2 separate regions of the Homo sapiens genome follow, and region 2 is linked to region 1. Evidence: chromatin loops called from intact Hi-C (ENCODE). Cell type or tissue: mammary epithelial cell. All regions are shown on one strand. Links, peaks and the distances in the headings refer to the core of each region. The heading gives the core; the rest is flanking DNA. Region 1 has its middle 23 kb from the start of ACADL. Region 2 overlaps LOC107985978 (a long non-coding RNA gene).

Evidence for each region. Hi-C counts contacts between places; a loop is a spot of excess contacts. Peaks named below come from ENCODE experiments on the same cell type or tissue, not always from the same donor. Only the 100,000 strongest peaks of a DNase experiment are listed, where the experiment ranks them.
Region 2: it touches region 1 in a loop (11-fold over the local background); 5 of 110 quality-filtered maps call a loop at or near these places.

The regions. Positions count from the first base shown.
Region 1 is chr2:210,246,215-210,251,606 of GRCh38, reverse strand. No RefSeq gene overlaps it. Among named protein-coding and RNA genes, the nearest start is that of ACADL, 23 kb to the right of the region's middle. RefSeq lists an enhancer at 4,317-4,884. In mammary epithelial cell, for the core only: a CTCF peak has its summit at 2,770 (motif pointing left); no DNase peak of the experiment used is centred there.
Region 2 is chr2:211,032,658-211,038,049 of GRCh38, reverse strand. All of the region lies in intron 2 of LOC107985978 (a long non-coding RNA gene), which reads right to left. Among named protein-coding and RNA genes, the nearest start is that of CPS1-IT1, 420 kb to the right of the region's middle. In mammary epithelial cell, for the core only: CTCF peaks have their summits at 2,314 (motif pointing right) and 4,091 (motif pointing left); no DNase peak of the experiment used is centred there; H3K27me3 peaks cover 120 bases.

The DNA.
Region 1 (5,392 bases), core at 115-5,114:
GATAATTGAAGGAACACAATCCTGAAAGAGGTAGGTATGTTTAAGGTGGAGGAGAAAGCCTTGGGTAGGGGAGTGTGGTGGTGAAGACATTTCAGCCTTCGAGACAAGTAGAGAGAACTGGATCTGTAAAGTAAAGGCTCATTAGGAAATACAGCGGTAGAAAACTAAGGCAATCCCATTAGATGAAGTTGATTTGCTAAAGTAGGGGGTTGTCTTCTGAAAGGTGTGGAAGGGAAGCTGAGGAGAATATTAAAATCACCTAGGAAACTTTTCTTTTTGTGATGGAGTCTCTCTCCGTGGTCCAGGCTGGAGTGCGGTAGCATGATCTCAGCTCACTGCAATGTCTGCCTCCCCGGTTCAAGCGATTCTCCTGCTTCATTCTCCCAAGTAGCTGGGATTACAGGCATGTGCCACCATGCCCGGCTAATTTTCTTTTTTTTTTTTTTTTTAAGTAGAGACAGGGTTTTGCCATGTTGGCCAGGCTGGCTGGTCTCGAACTCCTGACCTCAAGTGATCTGCCCATCTCAGCTTCCCAAAGTTCTGGGATTACAGTCATGAGCCACTGTGCCCAGCCTATACCTAGGAAACATTTTTTAAAAATAATTTATGTTCCTTCCTCCAGAAATTCTGATTTAAGAGCTCTGGAATGAGACCCTTGGCTTTGACATTTGTAAAACTCTTGGGTGTTACTAATATGCAGCCAGAGATAAGAAGTGCTGGCTTGGTAGAACTTTAGTATTCAAATGCAAGTACTTAGCATCAATTACTCATACTGTCTAGATTTCAAAGAGAAAAAAATGACAGTAGACCAGGAAATGTCACGTCTACTAAGGCAGTGAATGTGATCATTCTGTGTACTATACTTCACTGACTCTCATGTCTGCTTCAGCTGGTATAAAAGAAGTTGTCAATTATGGTGCTGGTTTTTCTCTACAAGCTCACAGACTTCTGAGAAGGTAAGTTATCCTTAATGACATTTCTCTCTCAAGTTAGAGATTGGAACCCCTTTACTCATCTGAATGCAGTTTTTATTTTATGCAAGTTAAAATGCAAAATTTCATAAGCATAACAACCATGTTACTATTGAATACCGGATATCTCAGGTTGAGCAATAGAAAGATCTCCGTTTATTGATATTTTTAACACCATCGCAGTCACAAATAAGATCACTTCACATAGTTCTGCTAAGTCTCCAACCACATCATCAATAAATGGAACTGGGCCTGTATTTACTTAATAAACTGATTAGGGGAGATTGAATGCAGAGTGTTAAGGATAATAATAATCTTTGGCAAAGAAAGGGAAACTAAATGAAACACCAGTCTGCTTAGCTCTTATATAAAAGTAGTACTTGGTTAACATCCACAGTGAATAGAAACTTGCAACCTGCTCCTGGAAATTGTTCTCTTTTACTTTGCTTCAATTATTTACTTTACAAACTTCAAAAATTATTCTGAAACCACTCAATGTTTAGCCTTCCTTCGAAATTAATACAAAACAACTTTCTTTCATCCAAATTTAGTGTCAAGGATAATAGCTAACATTTTTTAGCTTCCTATTACTTGTCAGACACTGAGCTAAATGTGTCATTTCATTTAATCCTTATCATGTCACCACAAGATAACAGCTATTATTATTATCCTAGTTTACAGAAGGGGAAATTGTCAGAAAAACTTGCCCACGGTCACAGAGCCTGTAAATGGAAAAACCAGAATTAAACCCAAATCTTTTCAGCAAACGCTGGGCACGGTGGCTCATGCCTGTAATCCCAGCACTTTGGGAGCCCAAGGTGGTGGAACACCTGAGGTCAGGAGTTCGAGACCAGCCTGACTAACATGGTGAAACCCCATCTCTATTAAAAATACAAAATTAGGCCAGGTACGGTGGCTCACGCCTATAATCCCAGCACTTTGGGAGCCTGAGGCAGGTGGATCACGAGGTCAGGAGATCGAGACCATCCTGGCTAACAAGATGAAACCCCGTCTCTACTAAAAATACAAAAAATTAGCCGGGCGTGGTGGCAGGTGCCTGTAGTCCCAGCTGCTCGGGAGGCCGAGGCAGGAGAATGGTGTGAACCCGGGAGGCGGAGCTTGCAGTGAGCCGAGATCGTGCCACTGCACTCCAGCCTGGGTGACAGAGTGAGATCAGTCTCAAAAAAAAAAAAAAAAAGAAAGAAAGAAAAGAAAAGAAAAAAAAACATATATATGGTGGCATATGTATGTAGTCCCAGCTACTTGGGAGGTGGAGGCAGGAGAATCGCCTGCACCCGGGAGGCGGAGGTTGCAGTGAGACGAGATCACGCCATTGCACTCCAGCCTGGGCAACAAGTGTGAAACGCTGTCTCAAATAAATAAACAAATCTTTCAGCATAAGCTCAAGTACTTAACCACTGTGTTATATTATATATCGGAAATTAGAGCTGAAAGCAATTACATGTATCTTAATTAATCTGGGGTGTGGCAATTTCTCTGGATAGTCTTCATTTTGTGTTCTCACAAACTTCTTAAATTGAGAACTTACCTGTGTGAGAAAGTCTCCTGCTATTCTTTTGCACACAGCAAGAGAATGCTTTTACTATGTGGGTTTTTGTTATTGATTTTTTTTTTTTTAAGGAAAGTGTATGTTTCAGCCCACTTTCATAGTAAGGTATTTATAGGAATTGGAGACAAAGGGTTAGAGTAGTCAATACAAGTATATTGAAGGACAAAGGCTGTATAAAACTATGAAGTGCCTGTAGTGTTTAGATTTATGTTACTCTATTGCCATCTTCTGGTTTTATTATAAAATGCATTTTATAAATGTTGATCTGGTTGTACAGATAGGGAAGAAATATTTTCATAGCATTATGTATCACAGAATGTGAACTTTGCATACCTTTGGACTAAGCTCTTTGCTTTATATATAATTTACTCATTTGTTAATTCATGTATTAATTAAACAAATATTAATGAATCTAGGATTGAGCTGAGTGCCTGTGGGAGGAGAGCCAAGATGTGGCTCATTCCACAGGGAAAACCTAGAGCCTTAAGGAAAGTAAAACATTTATTCAAAGTCATCCAGATGTTCCACAGACATATGGCAGCCAGAGTTTATCATTACACAAATAAATATATATATATGTGTGTATATATGTGTATATTCCTTAAAGTTATATGAAGCACTTCTTTCAGAATATATGACTCTTTGAACAGTCATGTGAAGTAATACAAGAATACAATATCCAGCCCTTGTCTACACCCTTCTACTCTTATGCCCTGCCATTGTTCCCTTTGAATTTAATGTCCGACATCATTGAAACTTTGTAGTCACCTGCATACAAGTTGGAGAATATTGTTCATTAAAACACTATAGCATTGATACAATTTAATAAACCCAAATATATCTGTAGAACAGGACAAATACGAAATCAGATGAAATTATCCTGAACTTTTAATGCCTTAGAGTTGACATATCTATAAAAGAGGAAGCAGCAAACTGGTAACCCACTAACTGAAGCTAGCTAAATCCCACTTTGTTCAATCTGCATTGTGGATTTCTTTTCAATTACTTACAAACTTTCAAATATTAAGGTATTTATATAACAATCCTAGTTTTTTATTATGCTTGAAAAATGGAAAGATCTGCAACTGGATGAGCACTGCTAAATGGTAACAAATGGGCTGGCGCTGAGTAGACTTTGTCCTCTTTGGATGGGGCATGGATTCTCAGTTTGCCTTAGTCCCCACTAGATATCCCTATATAATCTATTTTTGTATGTAAAATTATTCTCTCTTTAATAGAATGTTTCAAGCATAAAAATATTATACAATAATATAACAACCACCTGAGTACTCACCACAAAGGTTTTCAAATATAAGTTTACAAATAGAAATGAACTATTTTGTAAAACTCTCCCGTGATCCCATTCCTGCCCTCCCCATCATGAAGTAACTGCTATTCTGATTTAGTTCTTATTATGTTGCAGGAAGTCAGGGACCCCGAATGGAGGGACCAGCTGAAGCTGTGGCAGAAGAACATAAATTGTGAAGATTTCATGGACATTTATTAGTTCGCAAAATCAAAACTCTTATAATTTCTTATGACGGTCTTTAATCTCTTAATCCTGTTATCTTCATAAACTGAGGATATATGTCACCTCAGGACCCTGTGATGATTGCGTTAACTGTACAAATTGTTTGTAAAGCATGTGTGTTTGAACAATATGAAATCTGATTGTAAAACATGGGTGTTTGAACAATATGAAATCAGTGCACCCTGAAAAAAGAACAGAATAACAGCGATCTTCAGGGAACAAGGGAAGATAACCATAAGGTCTGACTGCCTGCGGGGCCAGGCAGAACAGAGTCGTATTTTTCTTCTTGCAGAAAGCGAATAAGAGAAATATCACTGAATTCTTTTCCCAGCAAGGAATAACCCTGGGGAAGGAATGCATTCCCAGGGGTAGGCCTATAGACGACCACTCTGGGAGTGTCTGTCTTATGCAGTTGAGAGAAGGGATGAAATACGCCCTGGTCTCCTGCAGTGCCCTCAGGCTTACTAAGATTGGAAAATTCCAGCCTGGTGAATTCTAATCAGACAGGTTGTCTGCTCTTGAACCCTGTTTCCTGTTAAGATGTTTATCAAGACAATGCATGCCCAGCAGGACATGGACCCTCATCAGTAATTCTAATTTCGCCCTTGCCTTGTGATGTTGCTCTGCCCTTGTGATCTCTTATTGCCCTTTGAAGCATGTAATCTCTGTGACCTACTCCTTATTCGTACACCCCTCCCCTTTTAAAATCCCTAATAAAAACTTGCTGGTTTTGCGGCTCAGGTGGGCATCACGGAAGCTGCTGATATGTGATGTCGCCCCCAGAGGCCCAGCTGTAAAATTTCTCTCTTTGTACTCTTCCTCTTTATTTCTCAGACTGGCCAACACTTAGGGAAAATAGAAAAGAACCTACGTTGAAATATTGGGGGCTGGTTCCCCCAATATTATTATTCACATGCATATTTTATACTTTGATGACAAATGTGAATATTCATAAACTCAGTATACTATTTTTTAAACTTTTTATAATGATATGCTTTGGGTGTGTCCCCACCCATCTCATCTTGAATTGTAGCTCCCATAATTCCCATGTGCCATGGGAGGGACCTGGTGGGAGTTAACTGAATCATGCGGGTAGGTCTTCCCTGTGCTGTTGTCCTGATAGTGAATAAGTCTCATGAGATCTAATGGTTTTATAAAGCACAGTTTCCCTGCACACACTCTTGCCTGCCACCATGTAAGATATGACTTTACTCCTCCTTTGCCTTCTGCCATGATTGTGAGGCCTCCCCAGCCATGTGGAACTGTGAGTCAATTAAACCTCTTTCCTTTATAAATTACCCAGTCTCGGGTATATCTTTA
Region 2 (5,392 bases), core at 255-5,254, 790 kb before region 1:
ACTAGCTGAGTGAACTTGAAATTATTTGTGACTCCTTTACAATTTTAGTTTACACATCAATAAAATGGGGATGACAATGTCTACTTTGCCAGGCTGTTGAGAGTATTAAATAAAAGAAAACCACACATGCCTCCTATAGTGCCTGACATAGATGACACCCCTAACAGATAGCACACGTTCATATCACTGTTGATTATACATCTTCCAAATCATCTCTCTTATCAGAAACTTGGCCATAGACTCCCAGTATTAGTCTCCAGAAAAAATAAGCTAAACCATTCTATTATTACAATAAGTAAAATACACATAAATAAGGTATAAACAAAATTTTGAGCTTTCAGTAATGTATCTTTGAGTCAAAATTGTTTAATTTTTAACGAAGGTTTCAAATACTCAAATTTTATACCAATGTAAACATTTCAAATTCAATAACTAGTCACATCAAGTAAACCTTACTCACTTCTATAACATGCTACTGATATTATACCAAATTTTACAAAGAAAAAGTAAAACATACACTTCTTATTTTGATGGCAGAGTGTATTTTTGCCAGAAACTTGTATTGATTTGGAAACAGCATGAGATCCTAAATAGAAAAATGTAGCTTCAAATAGAAAGGTACAAGTTAGAGAATTTGGAACTGAGTCATTTTTGAGATTTTAAAAGGTGCTTTTAAACAATGTATTTTAATCATACGAAATGATTCTCCTAAGATTTAAATATAGGAAATTTGGAACTTCTAGTTAAATATATGCATGCAAGTGACTACTGAGTTATTCCAATTCCATTGTGTGAATTGAATAGATAATATACACTTGAATAGATCATAATACTCTATGCAAGTTCACCAGAAACTAAATCAAGTACCAGACGAAGCACTTCAAGCATTTCTTAAAAATAAAGAATATTGGAAATAAACCACAGGGACAAGAAAAGAAAGGATAAAACACATTTACTCCTTAAAGATATAAGTGGAAGGTTTTTTGTATGTGAGTAGTACAAACAACTTGGGTTTCCAGATTTTCACAGGAAAAGAAAAATATTACCCACAAACAAGACAACTTGAGAGAAAAGCATCAACGCTTATATTTTTCTTTTAGATATTGCATAATAGTTAGCGTATTTCTGAGGAAATGGGATTTTGTTTCTTGTTTTATCTTGTACAATTTCCTTACTTGAAAAAGCCTTCAAAAATCTTTTCATTTTAACTACTTACAAAAATTACAATCACCTATAATCTTTGCCCCTGTTCTTCTCATAAGGTTAAGTTCAGTTCAAACTATTTATATAAGCCAAGTCAGTATTTCATTGTCCAGCTTTTGCCTATAAAATCGACCTGTGTGAGTCCCTTTTGTAATGCATGTCAGAAGAAAAATACTATGCCCAAGTTGTTACTTTCAATAAGCACACTGTTTAAAAAACATCTTCATTTTGCTTTGCAAAACTTCAGTTTGTATTTAAGGTATTTCTATTTGAAGGAAGAATTACCATATTAACATGTACTTATTTGAGCCTAAAACTCCCTTGAGTATTGTCTATCCCTCTACCCTCCACATCTTGGTAAAGCCATTGCCTGGACTGTGCAATGGACACCAAGAGGATTGATTGCCGTAGATGTTGCCTACTCCCTTCTCTTTCTACCCTTACCCCCAAGCCCTCCCTCACCCCCACCCACTGCTGCCAGATTTTTTTTTTTTTTTTTTGAGATGGAGTTTTGCCATTGCCCAGGATGAAGTGCAGTGGCACCATCTCGGCTCACTGCAACCTTTGTCTCCCAGGTTCAAGCGATTCTCCTGCCTCACCCTCCCGAATAGCTGGGATTACAGGCCCGCTACCAAAATTACCAATTACCTGGCTAATTTTGTATTTTTAGTGGGGATGGGGTTTCACCATTTTGACCAGGCCGGTCTCAAACTCCTGATCTCAAATAATCCAACTGCCTCAGCCTCCCAAAGTGCTGGGATCACAGGCATTTGCCACTGCACTTGGCCAATCTTGAACCCAGTTCAAACCTTCTCATTGCTGTGGAGTTTTAAGACTCCTGATTCTTTTACCTCCCCTGCTGACACACACACATACACACACACTGCCTAAAGGATGGAGTAAAAACTTCTTAGCATGGCACAAAATGTACTTTTCGCCACATTTCCTATCACTACCTCAGAGACAAGTCTACGCTCAAACTGATCTGCTTATTCTTCCCCAAATACAGCTGGCATTTTCGTATCATGTCTTTATCTGTTTACATTTCCTGAAAGGTCCTTTTTAATTTATGCATAGCTTTCTCTCTGAAAGTTTCACAACCACCAGGAGGCAGTATAGTGTGCCCTTTCCTATCATCTCTAATTGCATTTGCTGATACATGATTGCATTGGTCATAGATGTTTTTATATCAAAACATTTGTTGCATCTCCCTGATGAGATGGTTCTGGAAAGACTTCCTATTCTAGTGATGACAGGTTGGGCCATGAGATCTGCTTCATCTAACAAAATGAAACTGGCATGGGCACTTAACACTTCCAATCAGAAGATCTGGCAGAAGGCAAAGGTATTTTTCTAGTTCTCAATTTCCCCATCAGTAACATAGGACAAATAATAAAATAAAACTGAAGGGCTTGACATAGTTCTTAGAATGTTGTAGATGCTTAGTAAGCTTTTAAGTATTTTGTTAACTTGTAAGAATAATCATTTTCCAAGTTTATTAGAACACAAAAGAATAAGAGCATTATATTCAAAGATTAAGTAGAGTAATAATTCTGTGTGACTATTATTTTCAAAGCAAATTTAGTGCTTCTAATAATTTTTAGTTAGGTGATCTCATCAGACTTTATAGGAAAATTGGCAGGAAGAATAGTGGACTGGATCTCTAATAAAATAAATTCTGTAAAATAGCAGCACAGAAAAATTGAATTCTTCCCTAACACTGCACTTGTATTCTATATGTGAGGATATATGAGATGGGCCATCCTTGAGAGACAACACAATCTGGTTGGCATTTACCTTTACATTAGTTAGTGATATTCATTCACTAAATGCTAACTTTTAAGGTTGAAAAAGGAGACCAAGCCAAGTTGATCAGCTCTGAAATCCACTATTCAAAATAATTTTCAGCTTTAAGACTGGCAGTGTGTTCACATAATGATTTCATGTGCATTCAACATCTTCCAGAGAGCATGCATTATCTAATCTTCGTAGAGCCAAACAATGATGAAAAGGAGATAAAAAAACATAAACTTCTTTGGCTCTATAATAGAATTCATCACCTGAACCAAGGTCATGCTAAGCAAGAACAATCCTTGTCCAGAAAACAATAAAGCCAACTTATGAAAAATGTTCTTGAGTTCCAGCATACGATGAACTGTAAATCACTATTTATGAAGTATCCAATTTACACTGGTATTCTATATGATGGTCATAGTCAATAATAAATAAAATAGTTTGAGAAAACTCATTTAAGTTTTTAGCACTAAGACACATAATTCCTATTTTAAAATGGAAGAGTCATTGATGGAGTTTTTATATATGTAACTCATTTACAAGATGCATATACATATTTTTGTTTTGTCATATAATAAATTGAAATTTCATGCCATCAAACGTGTTTAGAACTGATTGGAACCTGGATTCAAAAATTTTGGGTGAAATTAGTTTTTCTCCAAATAGAATGAAAATGCTTACTGGTTATAACAATAAATTTACTGAAAAATCTATTAATCTATACTCCAAATTCAATAGAGCATACTGCAATTACAAAAATATTCCCTTTCATTCTTCCTATATACAGAACCAACAAATAGTATTTTATTTGTGCATATTTTTTATCTTCACTGTTCTTGACTGAAAGACTAAGGACAAGGATTAATGCAGAAGTATTTCTGTTATCTTGAAAGGATATGGGTGGAAAAATTAAGCGATCTGAGCCGAATAGTTTAGGAGAGAAAATGAGATTGTGGTGGTTGTGTCTGTGACAAGAGAACCCTCTTAATGATAATACTCTGAGATTTACTTAGAGAATGCCACTAGAATAGGATTACCCTGGATGGGATAACACACATTACATCATTAGCATTCACTCTCTGCCCTCTGGTGGTAGATATTACCAGCTGACTAGGATGGGATTAAGGTTCTAAATCAATCAGCAATATTGATGATGTATAATGTTTCTGTCACAGTGTTTATTAAAATGAATGTATATCAATATTAAAATATTTCATTTTCTTTTAGTGATACTTTAATTTTGCAACTGCATTATTCAAACCACTAGCATAAAATTGCCTGGTTGGAAATAAACCAGGAGATCTAATTACAGCCCCCAGATGCAGAAACAGTCTTCGACTTCCTAGTAATCTGTTCACTGTAATCAGGTGGCTTTGTTGTGCTTATCTAGAAATACAAAGAATTTGAGAAAATCAGTACATTACATAATTGCTGCATTTATCTACATTTATCTGTTGTATTCTGAACTACTTAATGCTGGACAATTCTGCTTTGAGACATTAATTTTTCAGACATTGCGTTTGTTCAAGCATTAATTCAATGTCTACACTGCTTTGTGTACCACACATATAATTAGTAGCACTTTGCCAACCCCCTTTAACAAGGAAGGCCTCTTATGAGAGCTTTGTGAAGCTTCTCATGTGATATCATTAGAGGATGGATCAGAACTGTATTTTACAAACTCCTGTCAAAAAACACCTTTCTTACTGTTTTGTTGATGAGCGAAATGCCACATTGTAGATTAATTTCCCTGATTTATCCCCAACATTTTGGTGGGTATATATCTATCTATATATATATGCATATGGTTGGGAAGAATGTGAACAAAATCACACATTTTCTTTTTCTCGTGTTCTTTTGCTGTCATCCTCCTTTTGCCTTGTCCCCCAAAACAACGTATGATTCCCTTTGTACACACAATCTGTGCATGAAATGACTCCTCTTTACAATAGACAGGACAGCCTAAGGGCTGTGAATGTCTGTGGAGTTTTCTGCAGCCAGAGGCTAAAGAAGCAGCATCTCAATGGGGCATAGAATAACTAATGATGCTTGGAATATATCAAACACAGATACAATTAATATCAGATTTATTGATTTTTACTACTAATAAAGATTTCTAGCTTAAAGTTGGTGATTTTATTTATTCTTCTTAGTTCTTTTGTATTTCTGATCAAGCGCTTTAGTGCTAGTGGTTTGAATAATATAATTGCAAACAGGAGAATACAGGCATATAATCAAAGATGTAATACAGAGATTTAAGTGTATGAAAGTACAAATGGAATGTCTCTATCTCAGAATGGAAGAGTTTAGAAAGGTTCCAAAAAGGTAATATTTGTTTTGAAGTGCAGAGATGAGAGATTATTTCACTAAGAGTAAAGGTATGTTCAAATTGGCT